Linked DNA regions of Mus musculus: regions 1, 2, 3, 5, 6 and 7 are each linked to region 4. A link is a loop called in an ENCODE intact Hi-C map of the cell type or tissue named here. Cell type or tissue: heart. All regions are shown on one strand.

Region 1 (4,000 bases), 560 kb before region 4:
TTCTGACGCCTTGTGTGCGCGCGAAGCTCCTCCTTCCCGGGGTGTAGTCGGTGGGGGGACTGGCAGGAGCCTCTGGCCGGCGGCAGCCAACCCGGCCGCCAGGCGCGTCTCGCCCTCTCCCTGTTCCTCCCCGGCTCCTCTCCCGCTCACTGGCGCTCCCCTCGCCCCTCCCTAGCGCCCGCCTCTCCTCCGCCACCCCCCTCTCCTCCTCTGCCCGGCCTCCCCCTCCTCCCTCCCGACTCTTCCTCTCCTTCTCTCTTTCTCAGACTCTCGAGCGCCGGCCCCAGGATGACAATCACATCCCAAGCGCGCCGATCGCTTCCAACTTTGCTCTCCTTTTGCTAACTCTGGGCGGAGCGGCAATCTCGACGTACAACTGGCCTTAGTCTTGGCTCGGGCCGTTCGGGAACACAAAGGGAAAGATGCAGCGGGCTGCGCTCGGGAGAACGCTCTGCGCCCTCCTCGCCAGTGCGAATAGCGAAGTTGGCGGACGTCTTGTTCTCCCGAGAGCTGGGCTGGGAGGTGGTTTTTCTCCCTCCACGCTCCACAGTGGCTTCTCCCTCCTGCCGGAGGTCTCTAGGTTGAGCTGGAGACCTGGAATTCAGATCCCAGGGAGAGTCGATGGATGCCGGCGCTCAGGGCACAGCGAGGCCGAGATGACCGCCTTTCTGCGCCAGCAACTGCAGCAGGTGGGCAAGAGCCAGGCCTAAGTAGAAGGGGCCCCGCTAGCCCTTCCTTCCACCCATCCCTGGCAGACGACGAGAAGAGGCTAGAGAGGAGACTCTGGGGTCTCTGGCTGGGGGTGTGACTTTTCTCTGGAACGAGGAAGGCAGTGGGCAAGAAGTGCCCGACGGAGAAGCTGTTCTACCCGAGTCGGTCCCCCAGACGCCCCCGGCCCCTTGCCATCCCAAGTAGCGATGCCTGCTTCTCATGTCTAGCCACGAGCAGCTTGCCCCGTCAGGTCTGTGGAGCCGGAGGGTGTGGGGTCTCGCCCCTTTTGTTCCACTAAGTCGCCTTCCACCCTCGCTCGCCCCCGCCCCAGTTCCACTGCAAACACTGGGCAGTGAACAGTGTCCAACCCAACCGCTGTTTGTTCAGCGAGGCGCTGGCCCGGCAAACACACACCACAGAGTCCCAGGCAGAGTTCTCGGAACACCCCCTCCCCAAACCCCCCACGGCCACACAGTGAGAAGGCAAAACAGACCCTAGTCCCTGGTCTCCACCTCCCGCCGCCGCAAATTACAAACGCACTGAAGCTTTGGGACAGACAGGGGCGCTGGTAAACCAGGACCGCCGGCGGCAGAGTGCACACACCACACATCAAGCATTTTGTGGCCTTTCACAACCCAGCCACGCGCAGGCTGGAGCGTAACAATACACAAAGTTTCCTGTAATGATTCTCACTAGCCAGCAAGCAGTTTGCTCGGTTGGGGCCGTGGCAAACACTAACCCCACGCGGATCGCACAGGGACCCGCACCGCGGCGCGCATTCACGCACGCGCGCAGACTGCCCCCTCACTTAGCACTCAGGATACAGGTTCCGCCCCCGAGAGGTTGGACCCCGCGGACTACATTCTCCAAGAACCTCTAGGCCTACCCCGCCCTTCCCCTACACAGCTTCGCCTCTGATTGGGCGTTGGTCTCCATTAGCCCCTCCTCTGGATGACGTAATCCGCTTCCCTCGGAGTTCCAGCGCCAGGGGGCGTGGCTGGGAGGGTCTTTGGCTGCGTATTGTCATGGAGACCAGAAGCGGTCGGCTGCTGAAGCGGGCGGCTGCGAGCTAGACTGATCGGCACGCGAAACCGGAGCCCTGGAGAGCGTGCGGCGGCCTGAGGCTGCCTCTCGGGCTGACCATTCCGGGTTCGGGGTAGGCCGGAGCTCTTCAGGGAGCGTCCCCGCCCCGACGCGCGGGTCCCCGCCTCCCGCGTCCGCACCGCCCCCCGGCTCCGCCCGCTCAGCCCGGCTAACGGTCGGCGCGGCCTGCCACGAGGGAGCGTCCGCGGCCCGCGCAGAGCCGCGCACCAAGCCGATGGCGGTGGACGCAGCAGGGCCCCGCGGTCTGAGTGCGGGCAGGCGCGCGTGGGCGTGTCTCCCTGGCCCACGCGTGTCCCCGGCATCAGTGTCTCGGCTCTGGTCCAGGACGAAGACTTCTGAAAGCGAGCCAAGGAGGTTTGTGCCACCGAGAGCCCAAGTCTGTCACGCAGACATCCTCATTACATAATCCTGCCACTTGGGCGACTTGACTGTTTCTGTCTCCCCCTCCCCATCTTGCTCCCCACTCTATATTTTTTCTGCTCTCTCTCTCTCTCTCTCTCTCTTTTTTTTTATTTTTTTTATTTTTTTTATTTTTTTTGGTGTGTGTGAAGGACTAGAAAGTGTCCTGCAAGATATTGAAACATTTAGAATTTGCGATTTTGTTTCTCTGGTTGTCACCTCCGCTCTACATCAAATTTAAGGCTCATTTCTTAAGGATGTCTCTATTTTCTGCTTTATTTGCACACTGATGGCTCTGCTGCTCTGCTGGCCTCAGCCGCCTGCGTCTGATACAGAACCGCGTTAATAAGAGAGGGAAGGCGAAAGCTGATCATTAGCAGGCAGACGGAACTCAGATAGCATCTGGCGTCCTTTTCTCCATGTTTACAAGAAAGCTTTTATATTCTCGCTTGGTAAACACATTCTTGCTGGCAAACACAAGGTTTTAACTTTTTATCTTGATACTAGGGGAGAATCAACACTCCTCCCCACACAAACACCTTTTTTTTTTTTTCCTTTCTGTTCCGTCAGCTTTTCCATTTGGGAAACTGTTCACTTGTTAGCTGTAGTTCCGGGTCTCTTGTCGCTGAAGCTTTTTATACACCAGCAGAGGTAGGACCCTCATGCCAGATCACCAAGACTCGTTTATTCCCCCTTACTGCTGCATTTGTATATTTCTAAACATGTACTAGGGCTAGGTTACTCTGTTTTTAATGTTGGCTTGTTAAGCTTCATTTAAAAACTTGCCAAGGGTTTATTGGTTTGTCGTGTCTGCACGGATCTAGTTATGCCTAGCTCTTAAAACATCGAGCTTTAAAATAAGACCTACGATTGTGCTGCCAAGATCTGGCATGGCGCTTGCTCTTCAAGTTCTGGACAAGTAGGGCTGTCATTGTTTCTATCAAGTGCAAAGGAGGTGACGCCTGTTTGCTTAGTGTAATAGTTGTTTACAGTGAAAACTTTAAAGACTTACAAAAGTAGACCCGCAGGATTTTAAAGATCTCGTCATTTCTGTGGCTGAGACACAGCAGCAGCATCAGGAAAGGCAACAGATTGCTTCTGTCCTATCGCTTGGCTGTTTTCGAGTGTTCTTAAAGGATTATGATTGATAAGGCTGTCTTGCTGGAGAATGTTGACACAGGTGTGCATCGTTATCTTAATTAAGATCCAGAGAAAATGTTGTCTATAAATGGAGACACAAGGAGAGGACATAATTTTGTACAGTTTTGCTTTTGGAGACTTTAATTGCTCTTGAAAGCTGTCTTTGAGCTTCCAGATTTTGTGAGACAGATTCTTTGGCAACAGAAGTTTTAGAGAGGAATGATAGTTTAATGTTAAGTGTTCTGGCATGCTCTGATACTACTTGTGGCTTTTTGGCAATACTTTGTGTTGGCTTTCTTTGTGCTCTGTCTTTGTGGAATTATGGCTCTCAATTTCTAAAGCAAAGCGTAAAATAGAGGGCTGTATTGTTAGGCAGACAATCATTAATGGTTGGAATCAATCTGTTGAGGAAGACGCGTTTAGTGTGCATGAAACAGGGAAATACTGAAAATGTAAACAGTAGAGAAATGTATCCCTTTTAAGGTCTGAGGAAGGAAAGAGCCTTCCCAAGAGCCTTGGTGATGTAAAATCATTCTCTTTTCATATTATCAAGTGCATAGCTGCAGTGTTTATGGGATGCCTCCTTTTCGTTTGTAGAAATGAGGGAAACTTTCACTCCTCCCAGAATACTGTGTTATATATTTTA
Region 2 (4,000 bases), 420 kb after region 4:
CTTCTTGGGACTTCTTGTATAATTTGTTAGAGCCCCATGCCCTACTAATTTGCATGTCTAATTTACTCAGAACCTCTCTTCCTCCTCCTCCTCGCTGGCAAGCAACCACAAATTCCACTGTGATTTCACAACCCTCACTTAAGCAAACGGCAAGGCTGTGGCAGAGTGGAGCTCCTCCAGCCTGGCAAACAGGCTAAGAGCTCAACTCCCAGGCTTTCCCTCCCAGGGTCCTTTTCAAACCCTAAATCCACAAAACACTGCATTAGTTTGCTCAAAGCAAATAGTTAATTTGTCCTTTCACTAGAAATCAAAAGGGCAAAGTCACAGAGCCGGGCTTCTGCTTCAGCCCCACGCTGACCCTCCACCATCCCCCTCTCCCCAGCAAGTGGCTGTCAGAGCCACGCAGAATCAACAGATCAATCAATCCATAACAAATATTTATACTGCCTACATGAAAAACAGGGGAAAAGAAAACTAACAATGCGGGTAATAAAATAAAAACGCCTTAGTCAACAGTGCTCTAAGAAGTCTGAACAAAGGAGAGAAGAACCTTGTGCCAAGGTGATGAGAAGAAGAAAGCAGAAAACAGCTCGCCAGGTAATAAGGGCGGCAGAGCTAAAAAGTCAGTAATCAAAGCAGCCGATCAAGCGTCGGTGATTAGACCTCTGGCTAACAGTCGGCTTCAGCAGGGGAGAGCGGGAGATAAGGCGAGGATGATAGACTGTGCCCTGATTATGGAAGGTCCAGAGAGTCTGGCTGAGTAGTCTGGATTCCATCCTGAATGTAATAAGCAGCCACAAAAGGCTTTTGAGAAGGACAGGAACACAGTGAAGGCATAATTTTGGTGAGAGAGAGAGAGAGAGAGAGAGAGAGAGAGAGAGAGAGAGAGAGAGAGAGAGAGAGTGTTTAATTTGCTGCCCTGTGTTTTAACTCTATTTATAATATGGTTCAGTTCAAAGGAACCAAGACTGGAGGTCGGAGGGCCAGATAAGGAAGATGACTGAGAAAGCCCAGGGAGGCAGGAGCTGGGCCTGAACCAGGGGGTGGAGACTAAATTGTAGCATCTAGAGCTCCAGGAGCCAGAGAGGACCATAATGAACACAGTGCCACAGTGGTAGTGGGAGTTAACAGCACTGACCACATACTTAAACAGTACCTGCTTAGCTATTTGCTGTGCTGGGAAAGAAACAAAAAACTGGTTTGAGTCAATTTGTAGCCAAGGCTCCGGAGAAGTGTTAGGCCTCACCAGGCTCCTGGCCTGATCTACGAGACTCAGAAAGAAAATCAGCACCAGGAACCTTGGGCTTTTTCTGCAGACAAAGTAGTTGTCCCAACACTGGATTTCCAGCACAAGGCCAGAAAGGTCACAAACTCATTCCACTTAAACATCAGTTGTCACGGTGGCACCTTCCTTTTTCCTGGCTGTCTCTGGCTTCACCTATAGCTGTCTGTCCTTACAAACGGACCATTCTAACCATGGCTTCCTGATCCTCTCCTGCCCACATGTGGCAGATGTGGGACTCCTTGACAGGCTAGCCCGTAACACTGCTTCGGAAGCCACTACAGCTTAGCTTTGAGCCCAGTTCTCTGCTCCTCAGGAGGATGCTATACAGAAACAACCTCTCGTCACTGCTTCCTGCAACCAAACCCATACACACACCATAGGTAGACATGGATGTGAACAGAGGCAGAAGCGTCAAAGTGCCAGGTGTTTAAAGTGAGCTAGAACTCACAAAGAAAGCCCTGCTCCAAGCAAATGTACTTAATCTCAGCACTCAGGAGGCGGAGGCAGGCGGAGGCAGGCGGATCTTTGTGAGTCTGAGGCCAACCAACCTAGTCTACAGTCAGTCAGGGCTACACTGAGAAACTCTTGTCTAGAAAAAACAAATAACATATAATATACATGTATGTCCTCCAAGCATGAGTGGCAAAGTCCAAGAGAACTTAACTTGTAACAACCTTTTGTAACAACCGCCCCTTTAAGATCTCTACAATTCATCTTGGCGTCAACACCGGAAGCTCCTTAGGCGTCCTGGGTGATTATAACCACACCTTACATTTATTTGGGGCTAGGAAAATAAATACAAGCAGAGGTATTTTAAAGAGTTCCCATTTATTTTTCAGCAGACACAGGAGAGCAGAGGGCGTTATGCCAACTGTAGGAAATGAGAGAATCAAAGCAAAGATACGGTATACAGGCTGCCTATGGTCACGGAGGATAAGCTAATGGCCCAACTAAAGTATTTCTTGCTTTCAACTTATTTCTAGCCTGTTTGGTCTTCTGTCAGTTAATTCTGATCATGCTCTGTAAATGATAAAATTGTTGGCATAGAAATAGTAGGAGCCTAGAAGGACTTGTAAAACCAGAAAGAATTAAATGGAGCCTAACTTACAGCCATGGAAAATATTAAAATTCCATGTGTAACTTTTCTTCTCCATTTTAACCCAAGATGTGGTGCCTATGCAGGCACCACTGTTGTAAACACCACTGTTTACACCACCAGTGTGTAAACACCACTGTTTACACTTGCACACTTCCAACACACAGGCCTCCGAGTACCGAATGTCATCCAATGCAGGCGGCTACTCATTTATTTTTCTATCACTCTACAAGGTAGAAAATTAACAGTGTTGTGTTTACAAACCTTCACTGAGCCCTTACATAAAAGCTCGGACATGTTTGTATTACATGCTGCTCCGGTGTGAAGACGCTCGGAAGCAAGTTAATATAAACCTATCCTGAGCAAATGTGCGGGAGGTAGCCCTGTTAGACCCGGGTTAAGCTTTGACCTTCCCAGCTTTTTCTGAGAATGTACAATCCATCACGTACAAAAACACAGCGGAGGTGTGAGGTGTTGGTAAGTACCCCTGTTAGTGAGAAATTCTGCTAATTATTACACCAAATAAGCAGAGTTAACAGGCCATGGCCACAGCGGGGCATGTTTCAGGGCATTAAATAGCCACACAGGGTGGAGAGGAATATATTACACTGTGCCCATTACCAATAAAATAATTTCCCTGACACCCAGAAAGCCAGTCAGCTGGAGCAACCCAAGTGGCCTGTGGCTCAGCTGACAGAGCACAGAGCTGCAGTGCCACCCAGTGGCCTTCCTACTTGAAAGTACAGCCTTCAGGATAACTCGGGGACTCTGGCTGCAATTTGGAATTAGGATAAAGAGGCCAAAAGAAACCACACTTGGAGGGCTGGGCTGGAGGTAGCTCAGTGGTAGAAAGCGGGTTGAGAATATATGAGAGTCTGAATGAAATCTTCTGGACAAGAATGAATGAATGAGCCAACAATCACATTGTAAAGGTTCCTTAAACTAAACGTGTGGTTTTAAAGTACATATATGTGTTATCTCCTGTTTTCTCTATCCCACCCTTCCTAAGTATATATATCTCAAAACAAAATCCAAAATTAGACTAAATTAAATTAAAGGCAAAAGTAATTAGCCATTTTTCAGATACATGTCTTATTCTTCTAAGAAGTTTCTAGCAGAAAAGCCCCCTTAAAATGAAATGTTCCAAGGAAGGAGGAACATTAGCAGAGGACAGTGTGGTTGTGACAACACAGAGCAGATGGTTCACAGTCCATCCTACAAATAGAAAAAGCAGATCATCTGAAATAATGAAAATGGCTTTTTAAATGAGGAAGATTTAGTTATCCATAAAGTTATAGCAATGTAGGATCATGTGACTTCAGAGAACTGCTTTTCTAGTTTCCATAGTACTGACTCCTAAAGTGGCACTGGGTAGGTATACATTATCAATGCAGGGTAGTCATCACAAGTACTAGGCCAGTATAGAGACCGCACCAGGACAATGCCCTTCTGCTGCTAAAGCTTCACAAGAGATCTGCTCTGCATTACTACGACCAGACAGAAGAGAGACCCAGGAGAAAGCAGAGGCAGGCATGCAGGTATGTTGTAGGAGAGAAGTAGAGAGAAGCGGAGACAGGGAGCATGGGCCCCACTACAGGAAGAGCGTGGACCACAATCTA
Region 3 (4,000 bases), 270 kb before region 4:
TCACCTGTGTAGTCACACACACACACACACACACACACACACACAGAGGATGGGGGGAGACCCATGGCTGTCTCCCAGCTCCACTGCTGCCCTGTGGGTGCCCCAGCTTGTTGGGGACTTCTGAGCTTTGCCTGCTTGTCCAGGAACAGAGGCAGCAAGTCTGGGAGACCTGACTGCAATCTAGAACGTTCACTGTCATCACCATCTCCAGGGTTTGCTGTGTCCCAGATGTTTTGGGAAGACAGCTCGTATGGAAAATGAGGTGGGTGTATCGACCTGGGAGGTGAACAGGCAAAGGAGCGTGGGGCAGGATGGGGAAGCAAATTCTAGAATGTACAAACTACAGAGGCCAAGGCTCGGGGATCTCCAGTAGGAAACCAGCCCAGCAGAAACAACTCCAGGGTGGCCACGCGAGAAGCGCAAACATATAATCCAGGAAAACAGAAGTAACGAGGGAATTTCACTGAGTGCCATGAGAAGCCAGAGGGGTTCTGGGTGCTTCTAATGCAGTGGTTTTAGACCATTCTAGTGCTCCAACCCTTTAATAGGGTTCCTCTTGTTGTGGTGATCCCCAGACATACAACTGTTCTTGTTGCTATTTCATGACTGTAATTTTGCTACTCTTGTGAATTGTGATGTAAATATCTGACTGTTGGATATCGCACATGTTACCCTATCAAAGGGTTGTTCAACCAACCTCCAAAGGGGTTGCAACCCACAGGTTGAGAAACACTGATTTAAAGGATGTGACAGAGAGGCAAGCCAAAAGCAGAAGACCCAGGGAGAAGGCTCTCGCCATGATCCAAGTGAGGATGGATGACAGCCTTAGTTGCAGAAGCACGTGTATGTGTGTGTGTGCGCGCGCGCGCGCGCGCGCGTGTGCGCGCACGCACGTGCACTCGCGCAAACTATGCTTTGAAGACAGAGGGGATGTGGTTTGCTGAGAGGTCAGACATAGGATATGAATGTAATAAACGCAGAACAGGCTCTGAAAATTTAGTCCTGAACAATCAGGAAGGCAGAGCTGCCCTCTGCCCCAGTCCCTCTGTGCGTGCACGTGTGTGAGCATATGCATGAGTGTGTATGTGTGTGCATGAGTGTGTGCGTGTATGCAGGTGGTAGTTTGGATAGACTCTGAGAATGGCCATAAATTTATCTTTGAGCACTATGGAATCTTTATTGATCTTTAAGCAGCAACAGACAATGACTCCAGAGACCCACAGTTGAGTCTGGAAGATTCAGTCCTTACTTCCTCTGAGCAAATTCTTTCATGGCATTTCCTTATTGTCTTACTGCAGGTTTAGGGTTCCGGGGAGGCTGCAGTCCTCCGGGAACGATCTGTGATGCTGAAGTGCTCACATGTGAGTTCTCGTCCTTTGGCACTTGAAAATGTATCCACATATGATTCATGTGTACCAAGCTGAGTGGGGTGTGTTCAAGACTGAGGACACCTTTGTCACTGTGGAGGCAAACGGAGAGCTCCTAGTTACCACATTTCCTCTTTTATTTTTGTTTTTTTGTTTTTGTTTTTGTTTTTGTTTTTTTTTTTTTGAGACAGCATTTCTCTGTGTAGCCCTGGCTGTCCTAGAACTCACTTTGTAGACCAGGCTGGCCTCGAACTCAGAAATCCACCTGCCTCTGCCTCCCAAGTTTAAAAGCGTGCGCCACCATCGCCCGCCGTTACCACACTTCTTACCTATAGGACCTCAGGCACACTGTTGACGTTCTCTTAGCCTTGGTTTCCTAGTTGGTAGAATGGGGAGGGTTGGTTAGACCTACTCACTGAGTCTGAAGTCTGACACACATGAGGACCAGGCATGTCGATGGCATGTAGGGGAGATAGCTGGGGGGAGGGGGGCAATATTCTGCCCTAGGGCAATGGCTTAGAAAAGGAAAGTGAACTAAACGGTCCTGACCTCCCCCCACCCCCCAGGGCCATCCTGAATATCTCAAGTGAGGCATCAGCTCTTCAGGGATTCACACAGGCCCTGGAAAGGGCTACAGCACCTTGGATCTTGGCACATGCTAGTAAGTCTAGCCAGGTCTTCCTGAGTCCAGATCCATTCATCCGCACAGAGGACTGTTGTTGGTTCTGGCTCCATCTGACTTTCCACGTCTGAAGCTCTCTGCCCTGAATTCAAAGCAAGTAGTTCAAAAGGTGTGAAGCCTCAGTTGAGGCTGGGTGCTGCCAATATGCTGCCATAGAGGCCCGGAGGACCTGGGCACAGCTGGGACTCGAACTTGTAGAGAAAGGGAAACTAATTTTCTCAGTTCCAGGAAAAAAAAAATGGCTTGAGGCCTCCTAAGTGCCCCCTCCTGACAGGCAGCTGCAGCAGGCTGGGTAGAGCAGGCAGACAGCACCGGCTTCCCAAGCACCATATGGGTAAAGTGCTCCCTCCAAGGCTGCGCCCGCCCTACTTGTCACCCCCAATCACACTTGCTCTAATCTGTGTTTTAATTTACTCTGCTGGTGCGACACCCGTGCTGCCAGGGCGGTCCTTGGGGCCTCTTCATTCCTGCTGCTGATGACAGGAAGTATGCAAAAGGTACAATTATTCACCCACCGAGGTGACAGAGAAGGCCTCTGACTGGGAATAGGTTCCCAGCTCCCAGCAGTTTTGTGTCAGCCACGGAAGCACTTTGCAGCTTGCAAACAATCCTATGGAGACCGCTCCCCCCCTTCTTCTTCTTCTTTTTTTAAATAAGCATTTTGATCACAGCCAGTAAGGAGGTGGATGGCAGTCATTGATTCTTCAGGCCAGTGCAGAGAGGGGTGGCCACACACACTCCTCCTATCAACTGAATTATTGGATTTTTTTTTAATCAAATAAGATGACCCTCCTCCTCCTCCTCCTCCTCCTCCTCCTCCTCCTCCTCCTCTTCCTCCTCCTCCTCCCACACAGCCAGTCATCGCCTGTTCGGCCTCAGACAAAGGGAAATATGTCAAGCCCAGCCTATTAATTCTTACAGATTCCGCATTGTTTATGTTCTCATGTGGACCACATTCCAGAGCTCCAGAATCAAGCGGCTCTCAGCCCCATGGTGTATTTCATTTGCTATGGTCCGAGCCGTATTAACAATGCCTTTCAGTTCCTTATGGCCTAAAATGATTTTCTTTCTGAGAAGATTTTTTTTTGGAGGGGGTGGGGGAAGAAATAGAGAGTGGAAGAAAGAGAGCAGGGGAGAGGAAGAGAAGAAAAGAACAGAACACACACACACCCCTCTCCTTTCCAGGGTATCATTTGCAATTTAAAGCTAACCTGGGGTGTGAAGGAACAATGGTACTGACCATAAACCGGTCTGGATGGGCAGCCTGCCGGCTGAGGTGCTGCTGTGCTCTTTAGCGCTCTCCTACCATAATAGCCACCTAATGCAGTTCACTCTCAGAGGACTGTGAGTAGCATTAAGGATTCTATTAAGTTCCTCAGAGCCTTGCTACTCTCTTCCAGCTGGAACTTGCAGCTTAGAGCTGAGCCAAGGACAGAACCTTCTGGGAGCACCTCTGGAAAAAAATGGGTGGACCCCCCCCACCCCCCACCCCCATACACACTTGATGTAAGATTTGTATTGTAGAACTCCTGCTGTGGCCAAAGAGGCGGGGTTTTTTAGATTGTATTGTTGCATCAGGACCCAGAGCTTCGGATGAAGAGGCTCCCGGTCTAGCACTTTATATAATGCCCTTCAGAAGGAATTTACCCCATCTACGTTTCTCCCTCTGGGTTCTGTGTTAGTGGGAAGAAACGATCTAGTTTGGTCTTGTGAGTTGTTCTTTGCCGCTTGGACATTGTCAAAAGAATCCAGCCCTTCTCCTCTCTCTTTAGATACTCGATGAGACATTTCCTAAATTTGATCTTGAAGGATTGTTGCTCTGAATTTTGAAGTATTTGCTTGCTTGAATGCAGGAATTCTTCTCAAAGGCCATACCAAATGGGCCTTGGGCCAAGAGAGGAAATTCTTTCTAACCAGCAAAAGGTTCTAACTGGACATTATTCTTGCTGAG
Region 4 (4,000 bases):
TGGAGCCTGTGTTTTAAAGGCCTCCTTTTTCTTCCCTCTGTTTCCTACAGATCGCTGTAGTGCCTTGGAAGTGGAGAAAAAGTTACTCAAGACAGCTTTCCAGCCGGTGCCAAGGCGGTAAGAGACTCCGAATTTGGGAAGCATAGTGGGAGACCCTTCGGGAGGAATAAGAAAAACACAGAGCCAGTGGCGGGAGCCCTTTGCCCCCTGGGAAGGTAGCAAAGTAGCTGGCAAACTATTGCTAAAGGACCCAAAAAATCCACTCTTCTGTCACTTCTTGTGGACCCATAGACACGGTTCCATTCTCGGCTGGAGCACCTCAGGCCTGTGGTACAGAGCTAGGGGAAGTCTGGCCCTTACAAGAGGCCTGTGGCGCAGAAGGCCTCTGCGTAATGTCCACTTCCTTCCAAGCCCGGTCTTGACTTCTGATCTCTTTAGCTCAGCTTTTAGTTAATACTCCCACAGCTAAACACCGGCTTTATAGGGGATCCCCTATCTAAGCAGTCTCCCCAACTCTAAAGCTCACTGTCTCTGCTTCCGTTCTCTTCCAGGCCACAGAACCATCTGGACGCTGCTCTGGTCTTATCAGCTCTCTCCTCGTCTTAACTTTTCAACCATTTTTAAATCGTTGTACTAATTGTAAAAAACAAAACAAAACAAAATCGCTCTGTATAGTGACGAGTTGCAAGCATGTCTGTGTATGATTACCTTAAAAGAAACACTAAACAACAACAACAACAACAACAACAACAGGAAAGGACAAAAGAAAGAAAGAAAGCCAGTCCCCCCACCTTGGCCCTCCCCCAAGTCACCCCACATTTAGATTGTGAGGTTCCTTCGTTGTGTTGATTTCGGGGGGGGGGGGAGTGGGGTTACGGAGAGAACAAGCCTGTCTGACTCTTTTTGTATATACGGGAAAATGTACATACGTGTGAACCAAATTGTACAAGAAAGTATCTATTTTTTGGCTAAATAAATGAGCTGTTGCCACTTTTGACTATAACCGGCAGGTCTGCCACATGGACCGGTTTGCTGCATGGTTCTTTGGTGTTTTTGGTGTTTCTTCCCCCCCACCCCCGGCCGTTGTTTAAAGAATCTACAGGAAAAGATGAGCTGGGTCTGAGGACAGCAATGGCAGAAGTCGTTCGGGCTTAGGTAGCCAGGCTTAGAAGCCTCTCCAAGAAGGGGTGATGAGAGTCGCTGGGCGACCGAGAAAAAAGGGCAAAGACCAAGGAGAAAATGATGTTGGTTCCTTACTAGGAGCTGGAAAACTAGGCTCTGCCCACGGGTCCACAGGAGTAACCATGGAGCCTTGGGGCCTCCTCTGATGACTTAGCAGAAAGACTTAGGGAAGCTTCCAGGAGTTCAGGGCGTGGGCTGGGAGACTCGCCCTCCCTGCTCCCTTCTGACTGCGCTCAACTGAAGTTTCTCAGCCTGGAGTATAGGGGCTGTCTTTAAACGCTCAATGCCTAGGCCTTTCTCGCCGTGGTTCCCTCTCCAACGGCTCCTTATAGGTGCAAAGGGCGTGGGGGATCTGCGTGAGAAGCCGGGGTGTTCACGTTTCCCGCTTGGTGGCGTGTGACCGCGCTGGTGTTGGAAATCCAAGGCCGAAGCCAGGCGGCGTTTGGTCCCTAGGTGCTTATGAGTACTTTTAGAAATCACGCGTGGGTTCGGGGTACAGCCCGGGAACCTTTGGAGCTGGGATCGTGTCAGAAGTCGGGTGAGCCGGGGGACCGTTAAGAGAGGGGCGAAGGTGGCGGGTGGGTGGGGGGTGGACGCCACAGTGGGGAAACCTGGGGCTTGAGCTCCCTCTACAGGACGAAGGGGACGGTCGGCGCCAGACCTTCCCGGCCTCTGCAGCCCTCCTGGTCCCTTGCCTGCCTGGACACTGCCTGCCTGGCTTGCCCAACTTTGATTCTAAGAAGTGGAGAATCACATTCAGAGTAGTGACGCCTTGGATGGGGTTCGAAGTGGGGGCGCCTTTGAGGCCCTCCTGTCTGGCCCTTTGGAATTTCCGGGATAGCCATGCACTGTGCATCTGAGCTGCAGAGCAGGGCTCTCGTGAGCAAGGTCTTGCACACTGTTGGAAGGTAGAAAGAGCTAGTGCTTACAACCTGGATCAGCTTCCAGTCTGGATCCAGCACAGTCAACATTGTGGATCTGTATGCGAGGGCCGCCGCAGTGTACGGGTCCACGAGATGAGGACACAGCTGCCAGAGCCACGGGCGACCTGGGACTCTGTTGTATGAAGACCGGTGCCCACATAACGAAAGTCCTCAGAATGGAGACCACTAGCAAAGAAAAGGACAGTGACAGCGGGGGGTTGGGGGGACGGGGACGGACTGATATTCAAGCAAACACTTCCTTTCTCTGTTTGCAAAGGTGTTTCAGGGGTTCAAGGTCTTTCACAGTTGAAGCATTGACGCTCCATCTTCTTAGGTCATACATGTGAAGTCAGTACCACAGAACAAGGGTCAAGGCTCTGGTTAGTGCCATGAGTATCTGTACAAGGGCATCTTAGTTCCTACCTCCTGGGCTTAGCCCTGACCCACACTGACTATCCATTTACTTCCCAGGAAGCCAAGGGCAGAGAATTCACTTCCTCGGGTTCTTTTTCACCAGCCGCCTGCTTCACAAGGTGAGGATGAGAGAGGGGGGTCTGCCCGTGCTCATTCTTAAGTAGGGGTGTCCAGCCATTTGCAGAGGCTTAAACTAAATATCCTCAGTTCCCAGGGGTACCTGCCGCTCCCCTTCCCATTGTCCAGAAATGTGAGACCTTTCCTTTAGGTGGCTCAAGAGACCCTGAAACCAGCTTTACCAAGGAAAACAGGAAACTACCCAGGGGAAAAATGATGTTGGTAGGCACAGTCTTCTGGGAGGAGGTCCCCAGAGAGAGGGACTTCATCAGTGGGAGAGAGATGGGTGGACATAGGGTCTCTCTCCAGTGAAGCTTCCGGAACTGCCCAGACTGTCTATCTTGAAAGTACAGCAATAGGAGGAGGCATGGGGGAGCCAGCCCCACCCTGGGCATATCTCATACAGTGTGTGCTTCAGACACCACCGTTCCCAAGTTGACCTCAGTATACCAACTCAACCAAAGCAAAACAGAATCTCCCAGGTTCCCAGCAAAAGAGGAAAGGGTCCCAAGAAGTCCCTCCATTCCTTAATATTGATTCCTAAAATGGAGAAGGAAAGTTAGAAGACGTGGTGGGGGGGGGGTGAGAAGTAGTGTACGTCTTGTCCCTGCTGCTGCTCCAATCAGAGGTGAAATATGTCAGCTCGACACTAGGAAGTGCCTTTGCTGTCCGGCTGGTTACTCAGAGCCATCCAAAGTATGTGTGGGATCCACTAGGTTGGAGACACTGCTTTCCCCAATATCTTCACAGAACTGGGAAGGGACAGTGCCTGCCAAGGCCAGAGAGCCCAAGGAGAATAAAATTACCTTCCAGGTGTCCACTGACACATTAATATTTTCTAACTAAATTGTCTTCTGGGAGTACGGGGACTTCAGGCAACAAGAAATTCAATTCAACCCCAAGGTGACAGGAAGGACCAAGGGTTAGTACATGACACACCACTTACTTGCTTCATGCCAGGAGTGAAGAGGGGACAAATCCCACCTACTAGAGAGTATTCTCTGGGCACATGGAGGACAGGGAGACCCAAAGGCACGTCTGTCCCTGGCCCATCTGTCTTGGGGAAAGGTAGCCAGAGAGATGGATGCCTGGGTAAGAACTGTGTGTCAGATATCTTCTGGTTTGAGTTTATTAGGAGGTTTTGCCAGGACTCTCTTTGGGACTGACTCTCTTCCAAAAACATTGTCTTCTTCCTAGAATTCTAGGTTGCATGTGCCCCTGTGGAGCAAAAATGGACAACTACAAGTCTGTAAAACTTGTGCCTGTGCTTGAAGGTAACTCTGAGTGGAGACAAGTCTCATATTTCTTAGGTCTCACTTTGAGCATCCAGGAAAGGTGGATTTGACAGACTTAGCCACACTTTC
Region 5 (4,000 bases), 170 kb before region 4:
TCCCAGTAGCTACATCTTGTCTTCCTAATTTCAGTGCCAGCCATGTTCACTGCTGATATTTCATCCATCCAAAATAAATAAATAAATAAATAAATAATAAAAAAATTTAAAAAGCAAAAAGATCCAGATAGAGATGGATGAACCACACACAGCAGAGATGCTCACAGCATTAAGATTCTGTGGATGAGCTCATGTGTCTGGTGCTAACGCAGACTCCAGTCTTTATGTGGCCCTGTCACACACACACACACACACACACACCCCGCACCCTCCTCACGGCAGGATCGCCATCACCTTTCTCTCTCAGAGACTTTTTAAAGCATCTCTCTGAATTAAACATAAATTCTGAGCTGCTTGCAGCGTTTCTCTTAAAACACAAGGGCCTCGAGCTGGTGGTGAGTAGAATTCAAACCCTGCTTCCGAGCTAAACGGAACGCTGAGAGATGGCTGGGAACCCGTTTAGACAGGAGCAGTGGCTGGGTGAGATGAGGGGCCTCTCTTTGAGATTTGGAGAAGACAAACATGTGCTTTCCTCCTTTCCCTTTGTTTTTAGAAATTAGGATAGCTTTTCAACACATTGCCCTCTGCTACTCGGAGTGAACGGTCGGAGCACGGCTTTTATTCCCAGCTCACTAAGTCAAGTAAATAGAAGCTTACAGCATGGAACGAGGAGTGATAAGCAATTCCCACTGCTGCGAGTTCTTAATATATAAATTCATCCCGCAGCACTTGAGTAGCAACTGGCAAAGCCAGAAACAATGGAAAGCCGCCAGGCCCGGCTCCGACGAGGTCAACCATCAAGGTTATCTATACGCAATTACTGGTATCTACAAACTTGCATAGCTGTCAGCTGGTCAGAGCCCAGATGAAAACTCACCATGCGCTCGGAAAGCAAATATAGTTTCTGAGGAGAGCCTCAAATTAGCTCCGTGAATGACTTGGCTTCCAGCGTGCACCAGCCGGCCCGCCTTTGGGGAACATTTCTGCAGACAGTTCTTCAGTGTCTAAATTTGGGCATTATCTTACAAATCTCTGTTCCCGAAGTAGGAAAGAACTGGAATTGCTCCTTAACCCTCAGCGACGATAAATTATATCACTTAACAATAGATAAACTCGGGACACTTTTCCTGTGCGGAGCGCCTATTGTGAAGCACTTTCTAATCGGCGGCATCTCCTCTCCCCGGTCGGCCCCACTAAAGACCTGTCGGTGGGGAAGAGACACAATAATTTGTTTTCTAGCTCCTCCTTCAGTGCCATCCATCATGTGAGGACACAAGGCTGCTCGGCAGCAGATATGGATCTGCTTCCGCTGGAGTTCCTCTTCCCATCGGACTCTGCCAAGGGGTCGTGTTTTCAGAGCCGTGCTGTGCTTCCAGAGCCTGGAAATGAGGCCCCTGCCCTCCCTGGCCGGCGTGGAGACAGGAGAAAGGGCAAGTCATGCTGTTGTGCTAAAGGAGGCTTCTGGGGGCAACCCCGCATCCTCCAGCGTCTGCCCCATAGGTCCGTGTGCTAACGGTTTCACCCCCTAGGGGGCGATGTTAGGAGGTGGTGGGATCAGTAAAAGATGAGGCCTGCTGGAGAGCTGCCTAGTCATTAGAGAGAAGGAATTGTGAGACCCTGGCATCTTGTCTCTTTCCTGTTTTTGGTGGAGTTTTGTTTTGTTTTGTTTTGTTTTGTTTTGTTTTGTTTTGTTTTGTTTTGTTTTGTATTTAGTTTTGTTTGCTGCTTCCTGGCCAATGAGGTGGGCAGTTTGTCTCACTGAGAGAGAGTTCTGGCTATGATATGCCTCAGACAGTCACTGAAAACTCACAACTATGAGCCCCAACAACGCTTTTTCATCTAAACGTTCATTGTGCTTGTTCTTTGGGTAGTGAAGGGGAACTAACTGGCCGCCACCACAGCCCTAACCATGGTCTTTGCTGGCAGCTATCTTCCCACCAGGACCTTCCAGGGCCCCCACAGAGACGTTCTTTGTATGAGGGGGGGTTAATCAAGGCCCCAGTGATTTTCAGATTATCTGCAAGAGGCCACACATTGGAAGTAGATTAAGAATCAGCTGCCTTTGATCTTGTCCGTGGACCATTTGAACTGTGACTCCATTTCCACTCTGTCCCTCTCACCTTTTTGGTCATCTTTTGCTGACATCTCTCCTCCAGTCCTGCTCAAGCCTTGAACGTTAGCTGTGGGTTCACTCTCCCTGAACTACAAAATTAAGGACTGTGACACATCTACAGTATAACCTTCACATTAATCTGCCTAGGTTTTATGTCTTAGGGTTTTACTGCTGTGAACAGACACCATGACCAAGGCAAGTCTTATAAAGGGCACCATTTAATTAGGGTTGGCTTATAGGTTCAGAGGTTTAGTCCATTATTATCAAGGTAGGAGCATCGCAGCATCCAGGCAGGCATGGTGTAGGCAGAGCTAAGAGCTCTACATCTTCATCTGAAGGCTGCTAGTGTAAGGCTGGCTTCCAGGCAGCTAGGATGAGGGTCTTAAGCACACATCCACAGTGACACACCTACTCCAACAAGGCCACACCTCCTAATAGTGCCACTCCCTGGGCCAAGCATATACAAACCACCACGCTTTGGGATGGAGGTTTGGTAATGGTTTTCTTCATACGAAATGATTTTACATGGGGCCACAGAGCGAGGAAAAGGCCAGAGGGAGCCATGTCTGTTCCAGCTCTCAATCAGGGCAGCTCGGGCTTCTGGGCCCAGGTAGATGGGGATTTCATCTATGTATGTACAACTGTAAAGGTTGCCCGCTGCACAAGATCACACCTGAGAAATGACATTTACGTCACTGCTTTTAGAGACTTCTATATTTATGATGACAGTTTTCTGGCAAACGACAACTGGAACCCTTAGATCTGCAGGCTCTGCCATCTCCAGACTCAACCAACCAGGATGAAAAAAGAAATTCATTTTCACAAAGTTCCAAAGAGCAAATCTTGGCACTGCCTGATGCTGGGCACTCTGTATGAACGGCAAGCCTTACTCAGGCTGCTGCTGCCTGCTGCCTGCCTTCCCCAGTCCAATGCCTCAGTCTCCATCGAGCACCGTTTGCATTTGCATCGTGCACGTGTAGTGGACTGAGCAGCGACATTTTTCTCACTATTACTCCCTAAGTGATGTGAGACAATTGTCATTTCCACAGCATCAGTGCTGCATTGAGGCTAACCAGTAACTTAGAGCTGATGAAAAGCACCAAAAAAAAGATGCAGTTATACAGATATTGTGCCAAATTACTGAAGGGACTTGACTAAGCACCTTCAGATTTTGACCCAGGGCGGGTTCTGGAACCATTTTTCACAGATAACAAGGAATGGCTGTAATGAGTTTCAAAAGTGCAAAGGGTGTACTGAGAAAGGGAGCTTTTATTTCAGTCAGCAAAAAGATACTAAGTGGGCAGGGACTGCCCTGCAAAGGACCCCACTCCTTCCACTGATACCTGCATAGCTACACTATAGATTGCCTTCCACGTATCAGGGAGGGTGGTCATGATCGGATGAGCTGTTCATGAATTTCTCTTCTCCTGCTGGATCTCTTTGTGCATCTTTGTATCCCAGTACAGAGCCCAGCATCCAGCTTTGGTTGGATGGATGGATGGATGGATGGATGGATGGATGGATGGATGGATGGATAGATGGATAGATGCATGGATGCATGGATGGATGGGTGGGTGGATGATAGATAGATAGATAGATAGATAGATAGATAGATAGATAGATAGATACTGCATTCTTCAATGGCTACCTCAGCTTTTAGTATGTAGCAGGTTAAAACCAAATGTACCAATAAGCCAAGCCAACTCAATCCGTATTTAGGCAAAACAGATTCGCTATACAGAAGGTGCCTCCTGACCAGCAGGCACACTTTCTCTCCCACAGCCCAGCCCTGAGCGTTTGAGGAAGAATAGTGTGCTTTGCTGCAGGTTTCAGGGGTCAGTGGGGAAGAAGCTGCTGCAACCAATCGACAGGGACAGTTTGGGTGGG
Region 6 (4,000 bases), 340 kb before region 4:
TAATATGTCCTTTGTATGAGCGAGGGCACTGACTGGGAACTCTGCACAAGGTCATCTAACCATAGGTCACAGAACCAGGCAATGCCTCCAGCTCTCAATTGTTGGGCTGCAGATGATGCTGATAGATGATACTGTGTCTACCAACTTAGCCAAATGTAGATGCAGGCTGCGGTGTCCTGAAAGGACTGCTATAAAAATTAAGGAACAAGCTAGTCTGAATCATACTATCTCAAACAAAAATAACAACAATAAAAAGGGACAAAGCTGAGGGTACAGGCCAGCCCTGCTTAGTTAGACTCTTATGTTCTCTAGCTTCACACTGCCTGGGTGATTGCAGCAAGGAGTGGCTGACCTCTCTGGTCTCTTAAAGGCTCACCTGAACAGTGCAGATTCTAGGGCCTGGTCTTGAAGGACTCTGCCTGAGTTTACCAGGAAATGAACACAAGTAGTAGTCCATTTATTTATTTATTTATTTATTTATTTATTTATTTATTTATTTATTTTATTTTATTTTTTTCCCGAGACAGGGTTTCTCTGTATAGCCCTGGCTGTCCTGGAACTCACTCTGTAGACCAGGCTGGTCTCGAACTCAGAAATACCACTGTTTCTGCTTCCCAAATGCTGGGATTCAAGGCGTGTGCCACCACCGCCCGGCTGATGGTGAGAATATTATCAACGTTGTCATATTAGTGTCCCTCGGAATTTCCAGTCCCAGTGGCCCAGTAGTCCAAGATAAATATCGAAGTTTGGGGTTGATTTCTTCTTCGTAAACTTAGCCTCCAGCCTCCTTTCCATCCTTTGCCTTCCACCTGAAGCCTGTCAACTTGGAGAAACCCCACATAAACAGCACCAATTGGATTGTGTCATCACTAGTCAAAAACTGTAGGATGTGCAACCTGCAGGATAGACCTGTGCTTAGGGCCGGTCTTAGAGATGCGCGCATGCGCCAGGGAGGAGCAGGCATCTGAGTCCCACCACCCCAGGAGATTCTGTGCTGTGTCGCTAGGCACAAGCTTAGGTCACCGCACTCACAGGCTGCATCTCTCCCATTTCTGGTTAACGTTGCTGTGGAAAACAGAATTTTAATAAGCCTGTTCTCCAAGCACAGCGCTTTCGTGGTGTTCCAATTTGCTCTCTGTTGCTACAATGAAGACCGTGACCAAAGGTAACTTAAGGAGAAAAATATTTGTTTGCCTTACATGTGCTGATCACAAGCCTTCTCCATGGCAAGCCAAGGCAGGAACTCAAGGCAGGACTTAGAGGCAGGAGCTGATGCAGAGGCCATGGAGGAGGGCTGCTTACTGACTTGCTCCCATGACTTGCTCAGCCTGCTTTATTTTACAGCACACAAGACCACCAGCCCAGGGATGGCACTGCCCACAAAAACCCGAGCCCTCCCACATCCATTCTTAATCAAAAACAAACAAACAAAACTCTACAGATTTGTCAGCAAGCCAATCTGATGGAGGCTTTTTCTCCCTGCCCCCCCCCCCCACTTCCCAATTGAGATTCACCTTCCCAGGGAACTCTGGCTTGTGTCAAGTTGACAAAAAGCCCAACCAGGACAGACAGCAAAGCCTTTCTTCTCCATCCTTGAGTGGAGCCTTTGGAAAGTGTAAACAGGAGTGTTTTCTGCACATCACGTGTTCTGCAGACCCTTCTGAGCCTTCTTGGGGCTAAAACCCCCAAAGATCTGCACCTTAAATCCCCAGAAACACACACACACACACACACTAAGGTCTGCTGCTTGCTTTACCTCCAGAGGTTCACGACTTCCTTCCCTTCACTTCCTGTCACTGGGGTTCATGCTTACCCAAGGCTGTGCCATTTAGGCGTCAGCTAAGACCCAGAGATCATTTGAAGTTAAAACATGGCCAGTTTCCAGTTTCTTCACAGCATTCCTTTCCGCTTCTTAAAAAAAAAAAAAAAAAAAAAAACAATCCTGACTTAAGAAAACCTGATCTGTTTGGAACAGACGGCCTCAGCTATTCCTTCCTGTGTTCTTAGACAGAAGGAGCAGAAGCGAGCGGGCCCAGAATATTCCAAGGGGACATGTGCAGAGAGGGCAGAGGCAAATGGAGCCCTCTCGGTGGGGGACATTCAATAACTCTCTTAGACTTTATGATGTAGGACAAGGGCTCATTTGCTCGATTTGGGGTGACAGCCGCAGGTTTTGTTACATCCTGGCTGGAGTTTTAAGAAAGCAGGGGCTCTCGGGGCGGGGGGGGGGGGGGGCTGCAAGCAGCCTTCGTTATCTTAGCCACGGGAGGCATGAAAATCGGAGGCGGTTGGCAGCCCAGCATAAATCCAGTGCATGTGAGGGGCTGCCCAGCCCAGGAGGAAGGAGTGTGTAGCTTCCTTTGACGGCAAGGTTTCCTGCCTCTGTGGAGAGGTTGTCTGGCCTGGGTACACAAGCCCAGCCCGCATCAATTACTTGAAAGGAAATCAACTCTATTCCTGAAGGCTTGGCACCAGAAACATTCATTGTTGAGGAAGGGGAAGAAAAAAGAAAAAAAAAGTGGGGGGGGGGGAGCTAATGAACTCCTTTCTCCGGTGTTTTCAAAGGCCTCTTGTGTCAGGGGCTTCATCGCTTTTTAGCAGAGTTCTTAGGAACTCTCATTAGCCCCTCAGTAAATGCTACTTTAATGGCTTGTAACTTTGTCATTAAATCTTCACTCCAAGATGAATTAAGGTAGCAAACAAGAAGCACCCTCCCCATCCTCAACCAAAGAGGCAAGAAAATAGACAGACGGGGGGGGGGGGGGGATGCGGGGGGGGATGCGGGGGGGGGATGCGGGGGGGGGGTCGGGGAGGAGCGCTTCTTTATGCGGCTTCCTGCCAAACAGTGATTAATTCAGGGCCACTTTAAGTTTTTCTAACTTTCATCCATAATGGGCACGCTGACATTTTTATTTGAATCTCTTTACACCATCCAAAAATAATCTCCTTCTGCAGCCGAGCCTGCTGGTTAATTGCTGTAGAACAGCTGTTGGCCTTTCTCTTTCCGCAGCCTCTCTGAGGATGGCCACATCGAGGCAGGTGGATTGATGGAGCCCCTCACTTGCTTTTGACTAGCCTAGCCGCGTCTGTCCTGTCCCTCTGTGGAGCCAAACAGAACCCCTCGCCTCTAACACGTCCTTGCTTCGGAGCCGTTGTTACACTGCACACTCTAAGCCAAGTTCAAGAGATTCTACTTTAGTATGACCTTGTCTTACCCAGAGTTGCACGTTTCATAGGTCAGACTGCTCCTGAACATGGGAGTGTGTGCACAATTAATCCAACTTTCTGGTTAATTGAAGAATAGCCAGGGAACCACTTTGACGAATTCCCTCTCATATACAAAGTCATCTGAAACTGATGCTTTTGCAACCACCATGCCCAGAACCTGTGTCTAGGTATCTAAGCTAACTTCCCATCTTCTGAACAGCTCATTCCAGCTGCATACGACTTTGGTTCTGCAGTGTATCCTTCTTATGTTCTCTATTACTGTTAAAGTGAATGTAGTTTTGAATGTTGTTTTCTTCATAACAGAGGAGCAGATGAGGCACCAGGATACCATACTGGGGTTGTTCACAGTCCTGTAGAACTGGAGGCTGAGAAGCTCAGTGGGTAAAGACGCCCACCACCCAGCTTCCCTTCCCACTCTAGCCTTGGAATTCACAGTGTGAGGAAAACTGATTCCTTCGAGGTGTCCTTTGAGCTTCACGTGAGCACTGCGGTGCACACACACACACACACATACACACACACACAAGAATAAGTGCAGTAAAAATATCAGACCTTACAGGAGTTTTTTTTTTCTACATACATACTCTCATGCTTACAAACATAGACACATACAAATAAATGTTAAACAATAACAGCCTCCCCTCCCCCGGAGGCTTCAGAGATGGCCTGCCAAGGGGTAAAACTATCGCCAAAGCTTAGAATCGGTTCCTCTTCACCTGGACTGAGCGAAGCCGTATTAGCTGTCCTAATCCAGTAGACAGCTGACTTTACA
Region 7 (4,000 bases), 310 kb after region 4:
TAGCTTTTCCCAATTTCCAAAGACAAACAAAATGGCCCTAAAATACTGTGTTCCAGACTTTGAATTATTGGGTGCTTCGAACTGTTTAACCTGCTTCCAATCTGGGCTTATCTTGAGCCACTCAGCAATGTCCCAGTCAAAAGAGGGAGAAGGGAATTTAAATCTTAATTGAAAGCCACCAGACATTTCATTCCACATCTTAAATTACTAAAATATACTCTGCTCCTAAATTAGAAATACTGACCCTAGGGTTGGAGAGATGGCTCAGTGGTTAAGAGCTTGCCGGGCTCTTGCAAAGGACCCAGGTTCAAGTCTCAGCACCCATGCTGGTTGGCTCACTACCACCTCTAACTCCAGCTCTGGGGGACCGGAAGCCTCTGGCCTCCAAAGCCACCTGCATTCCTGTGTACATATCCACACATAGACAACCTGCATTCCTGTGTACATATCTACACATAGACAACACACACAACTAAGGATGAAAATGAAAACAGGGTGAAATGGGAGGCAAGGTACGTTAGTACATTGTTAGTACATGTAATTTAGTATTCCCAGGAATACTTATGGGGAAAGATAAACATATACATGTATAAATATACATACTGTATCTGGGTGATTTACCATTAATATGAGCCTGAAATATTTATTAATATTTTATTGTTATATCTTTCAGGCCCCCTAAAATCTTTAATTTAGGAAGAATTTTAATATGAATTTACTTGCGCTATTATCTAAATACCATTATGTTTGATATATATTTCAGCACATAGGAAGCAGCCTTGTTCTTATGTTCACTATAAAGAACTTTATCCACAGCTACAGTGACAGCTTCATTAACCTTTCCCTAAACAAATAAACAAAACTGCTCTTTGGCTCGCTCATTCCCTGCAACTGTGGGAGCCACAGGCTGAGGACCCGTCCCTGCAGCAGCAGGCTGCCTCCACAGCAAGCTTCCTCATGATTTATGCAGACCACAGTGACAAGCAGAGACGCGTGACTCACCTGGAATTAAACTATTATAAATAACTTGTCAGGGACGCCTTTACATTCTGATGAACATTTCTCTGTTAAACTTTAACAACAAGGACCTGGTTATGTTATGAAATGAAACACCCACTCATTTGCCACATCTCTCTGCTCTCCTGGGCCAAATTTTAACATAAATGGGTAAATTAAATGTAGCCTATAGCTTACCTAACGTAATTATATGTTGTATTTTACTCTGATTCAAAACGGATACATTAAGATAATCCAGCCTTGGCTTGCACCCACTACGGTTGGCAAAGGTTATTAAGGCCAATGGCCATGCACAGGCTGCTACTGTAACCCAGGGACTGTTGGGACAGGAAATGGTCCAACGCACAGGGAGGATAAGCAGGAGCCACACCCCCTCCCCCCCCACCCAAGGAAAAGCAACAGCAATGGAGAGCATGAAAAAAAAGACCCCGCAGTACATAAACCACCAGCTCTTCTCAGGGCGTTCCTCGGGAAGCTCCCCGGAATAATTCCTCTGCATTGTACAAAACAGAGGTTTTTAAGGTCAAAAGGAAATGAGTAAATGCCATCAATTTAGAGGATTTCAGCCCCGGCATTCTTCTCGGTCTCGCCGCGAATTTGATAGTGTTAAAACATTTTTATAGGTAAGATAAATGTCAGTTTTGCAAAGAGCGATACCAACCCCTGGGAGACAAACGGCCTATCCACTGGATCTCAGGCCATGGCGAGACGGCGTCGCCTCACAGGGGATGTGAGCTTTTCATACTCCTCTTTAGCCAGCAAGAAAAGCTTGCACGGTTTCTTTCAAATGCTAACTCTCCTATCCCGAAGTGCCTCCTCCTAACATAATAATCTTGGATGAGAGGCAGTGGGTTGGCTGAAAAAATAATAAAATACAAATATGTGACTGGTACTCAAGTGTTAGAATGCTTCTTGAGTGGAGAGCAAAGAAGGCAAGAAAGGCTTGACTGTGGTGCAAAGGGTCAGGCTGCTCCGGGCTCAATGCTCAATAAATTCACCAAGTAATATTCAGCGGAGAGGTGATGTTTTATCAGAATGTCATTCAAATATAAGGGCCTAACATTTACATCACAAGAGCAAGCACACACACCGTCCTCCGGGAGAGAAGCAGTAAGAATAAGCAGTGTGCCAGGGCATGCTTGCTGGGACAGGGAGTGGGGAACAGAGGCCCGGGAGTTTATGTACAGCTGACTAAACTTTCTGAAATATGTGGCTGGTTATGACATGTGCAGCAATTACCACTAATGGGGGAACAGCTATTTCAAAATTCATTTTCCATTCTCCTGTAGGCTTCTGGAGGCAACCCCTCCCAACCGCACGACAGAAAGGACGGGAAGACAGACAGAAACTACAGCACACACCTCTTCCCTGGTACAAGAGCCATCAAAGACTGCTTAACACATAGGCAAAAAAAACCCCAATACGTGCACTGCCCAAGGTCTTATTGAAAAGGACAGGCGTGTGCTACAGAGCAGACGAAGGTGCACTGATCAAAGACACCTTTTCACAACACGCACAGGACCCCATTAACTCAAAAACGCAAAAAGATAACAAGGAATCACTTGTCTAAAGTCATAATAATTTGGAGCAATATATTTCATGGAAGAAAAGTTTGAACAATCAAGAAATGCCCTTTTGATTAGCTGACTTTCACAGAATCTAAACGCGCACCAAACGCTGCATTTTTGAAGTAAAATTGCTGTTGAATCTGTGAACCCACAACTGATTTCCCGTGTTATGGAATCTTGAAGATTACAGCTAACTTGAAGCAACAGGGGTAATTCCTGGCAGTTAATGGGACATTTATATGCATTTTCCTGAAGGACAGCATCTTGGGACCTCCAACTGGCAGCTCAACACTGCCCCCTACTGCTTACAAGTTAAACCAGAGAGCAGGAACAAGGCTGACAGAGCCAGCCGCACCAGCCAATGCCTATCCAACCTTAATAACCAAATACCACATGGCACGGCACTAAGAGCCACAGAGCAGGGGACTTTTCCAAAGATGATTCTCCGCCGTCTCTTTCAATAGCAAAAATAATTTATCATGAGTTTATTAGAAATCTTTTTTTTTAAAGGCCTAAAGCAATGCTTCAACTTAATTTAGAAGAAACATCCCTTTTATCTTGGCCCAATCCTTCACTCTGCTGATAATGATCCAACTGTGGTATGCAAGGGAGACACTGAAACATTGATTTCTTTTTTTCTTTTTTTCTCAGTAAAGAACAGAGCTCTGGAAAATTCTCCAGATTGCTGCTCCTTTAGTTTACTGTTTTGTTTTGGATCTCTCTCTCTCTCTCTCTCTCTCTCTCTCTCTCTCTCTCTCTCTCTCTCTCTCTCTCTCTTTCTTCCTTTCTTCTTTTCTTTTTCTTTTCTTTTCTTTTCTTCCTTCCTTCCTTCCTTTCTTCCTTTGTTTCTTTTTTTTTCAGTATAAAATATAATAAAAAGAAGGTTCTTCCTCTAACTAACTGCCACTCCTAGCGAATGTGTGCACTCATGGACTGAGACTGGCACACAGCCATAGTCAGATATCTTTCCAGTGAATTAGTGATGAACTTCGCTGTGTGATCACAATACTAAACATTGCACTTGTTGGCAGGGTGGAATACTCCTAAATCAAATACTTCTAAAATAAAAACTGTTTTATGGCTGGAGAGATAGCTTAGCAGTTAAAAAGCACTGGCTGCTATTCCAGGGGACCCAGGTTCAATTCCCAGCACCCACACGGCAGCTCACAACTGTCTGTAACTTCAGTTCCAGATCAGACACCCTCACACAAATACATGGAGACAAAGTACCAATGTACTTAAAATAAAAAATAAATGACTAAACAATTTATTTTACAGAATTATGGAGTTCTTTTCTTACTTATTTCTAAGTCCTAGTTTACAGCTTGGTAAGATTATGACTTCAATGTCAGGTTGACATCTAACAATTAGGCCTCGGCAAGCAGGATCCTAAGTGCCTATGTAAAACATAACAA

The links. A loop is a pair of places that touch in the nucleus more often than their neighbours do. Peaks named below come from ENCODE experiments on the same cell type or tissue, not always from the same donor. Only the 100,000 strongest peaks of a DNase experiment are listed, where the experiment ranks them.
Region 1: a loop joins it to region 4, with 5 times the contacts of the local background. A loop is called at or near these places in 23 of 42 quality-filtered maps.
Region 2: it touches region 4 in a loop (7-fold over the local background); 13 of 42 quality-filtered maps call a loop at or near these places.
Region 3: it touches region 4 in a loop (2.3-fold over the local background); 3 of 42 quality-filtered maps call a loop at or near these places.
Region 5: it touches region 4 in a loop (8-fold over the local background); 8 of 42 quality-filtered maps call a loop at or near these places.
Region 6: a loop joins it to region 4, with 4 times the contacts of the local background. A loop is called at or near these places in 5 of 42 quality-filtered maps.
Region 7: a loop joins it to region 4, with 6 times the contacts of the local background. A loop is called at or near these places in 8 of 42 quality-filtered maps.

Annotation. Positions count from the first base shown.
Region 1 is chr8:92,353,857-92,357,856 of GRCm38, reverse strand. Irx5 (Iroquois homeobox 5) reads right to left here and starts at 61. Exons shown (of 3, transcript NM_018826.2): 1 at 1-61. Crnde (colorectal neoplasia differentially expressed (non-protein coding)) reads left to right here and starts at 1,737. Exons shown (of 4, transcript NR_110452.1): 1 at 1,737-2,169. In heart, CTCF peaks have their summits at 92, 1,778 and 1,982; DNase peaks (open chromatin) are centred at 76 and 1,656; H3K4me3 peaks cover 4,000 bases; H3K27ac peaks cover 3,919 bases; H3K27me3 peaks cover 256 bases.
Region 2 is chr8:91,378,051-91,382,050 of GRCm38, reverse strand. All of the region lies in intron 1 of Fto (fat mass and obesity associated), which reads right to left. Among named protein-coding and RNA genes, the nearest start is that of Fto, 67 kb to the right of the region's middle. In heart, CTCF peaks have their summits at 1,507 and 3,100 (motif pointing left); DNase peaks (open chromatin) are centred at 130 and 3,080; H3K4me3 peaks cover 544 bases; H3K27ac peaks cover 1,922 bases.
Region 3 is chr8:92,065,053-92,069,052 of GRCm38, reverse strand. No RefSeq gene overlaps it. Among named protein-coding and RNA genes, the nearest start is that of Gm24254, 27 kb to the right of the region's middle. In heart, no CTCF peak of the experiment used is centred here; no DNase peak of the experiment used is centred here; H3K27me3 peaks cover 2,072 bases.
Region 4 is chr8:91,795,528-91,799,527 of GRCm38, reverse strand. Irx3 (Iroquois related homeobox 3) reads left to right here. Exons shown (of 4, transcript NM_008393.3): 3 at 51-117; 4 at 552-1,017. The coding sequence ends at 606. It overlaps Gm39222 (a long non-coding RNA gene), which reads left to right and starts at 1,785. Exons shown (of 3, transcript XR_879088.2): 1 at 1,785-2,485; 2 at 2,577-2,638; 3 at 3,834-3,954. In heart, CTCF peaks have their summits at 1,621 and 1,824 (motif pointing left); a DNase peak (open chromatin) is centred at 1,627; H3K4me3 peaks cover 1,650 bases; H3K27ac peaks cover 1,405 bases; H3K27me3 peaks cover 3,075 bases.
Region 5 is chr8:91,964,495-91,968,494 of GRCm38, reverse strand. No RefSeq gene overlaps it. Among named protein-coding and RNA genes, the nearest start is that of Gm36670, 25 kb to the left of the region's middle. RefSeq lists an enhancer at 192-2,164. In heart, CTCF peaks have their summits at 1,313 and 1,517; DNase peaks (open chromatin) are centred at 894 and 1,374; H3K4me3 peaks cover 1,246 bases; H3K27ac peaks cover 2,123 bases; H3K27me3 peaks cover 1,453 bases.
Region 6 is chr8:92,135,616-92,139,615 of GRCm38, reverse strand. No RefSeq gene overlaps it. Among named protein-coding and RNA genes, the nearest start is that of Gm24254, 98 kb to the right of the region's middle. In heart, no CTCF peak of the experiment used is centred here; no DNase peak of the experiment used is centred here; H3K27ac peaks cover 1,224 bases.
Region 7 is chr8:91,487,188-91,491,187 of GRCm38, reverse strand. The region is part of intron 7 of Fto (fat mass and obesity associated); the gene reads right to left. Among named protein-coding and RNA genes, the nearest start is that of 4831440D22Rik, 21 kb to the right of the region's middle. In heart, no CTCF peak of the experiment used is centred here; no DNase peak of the experiment used is centred here.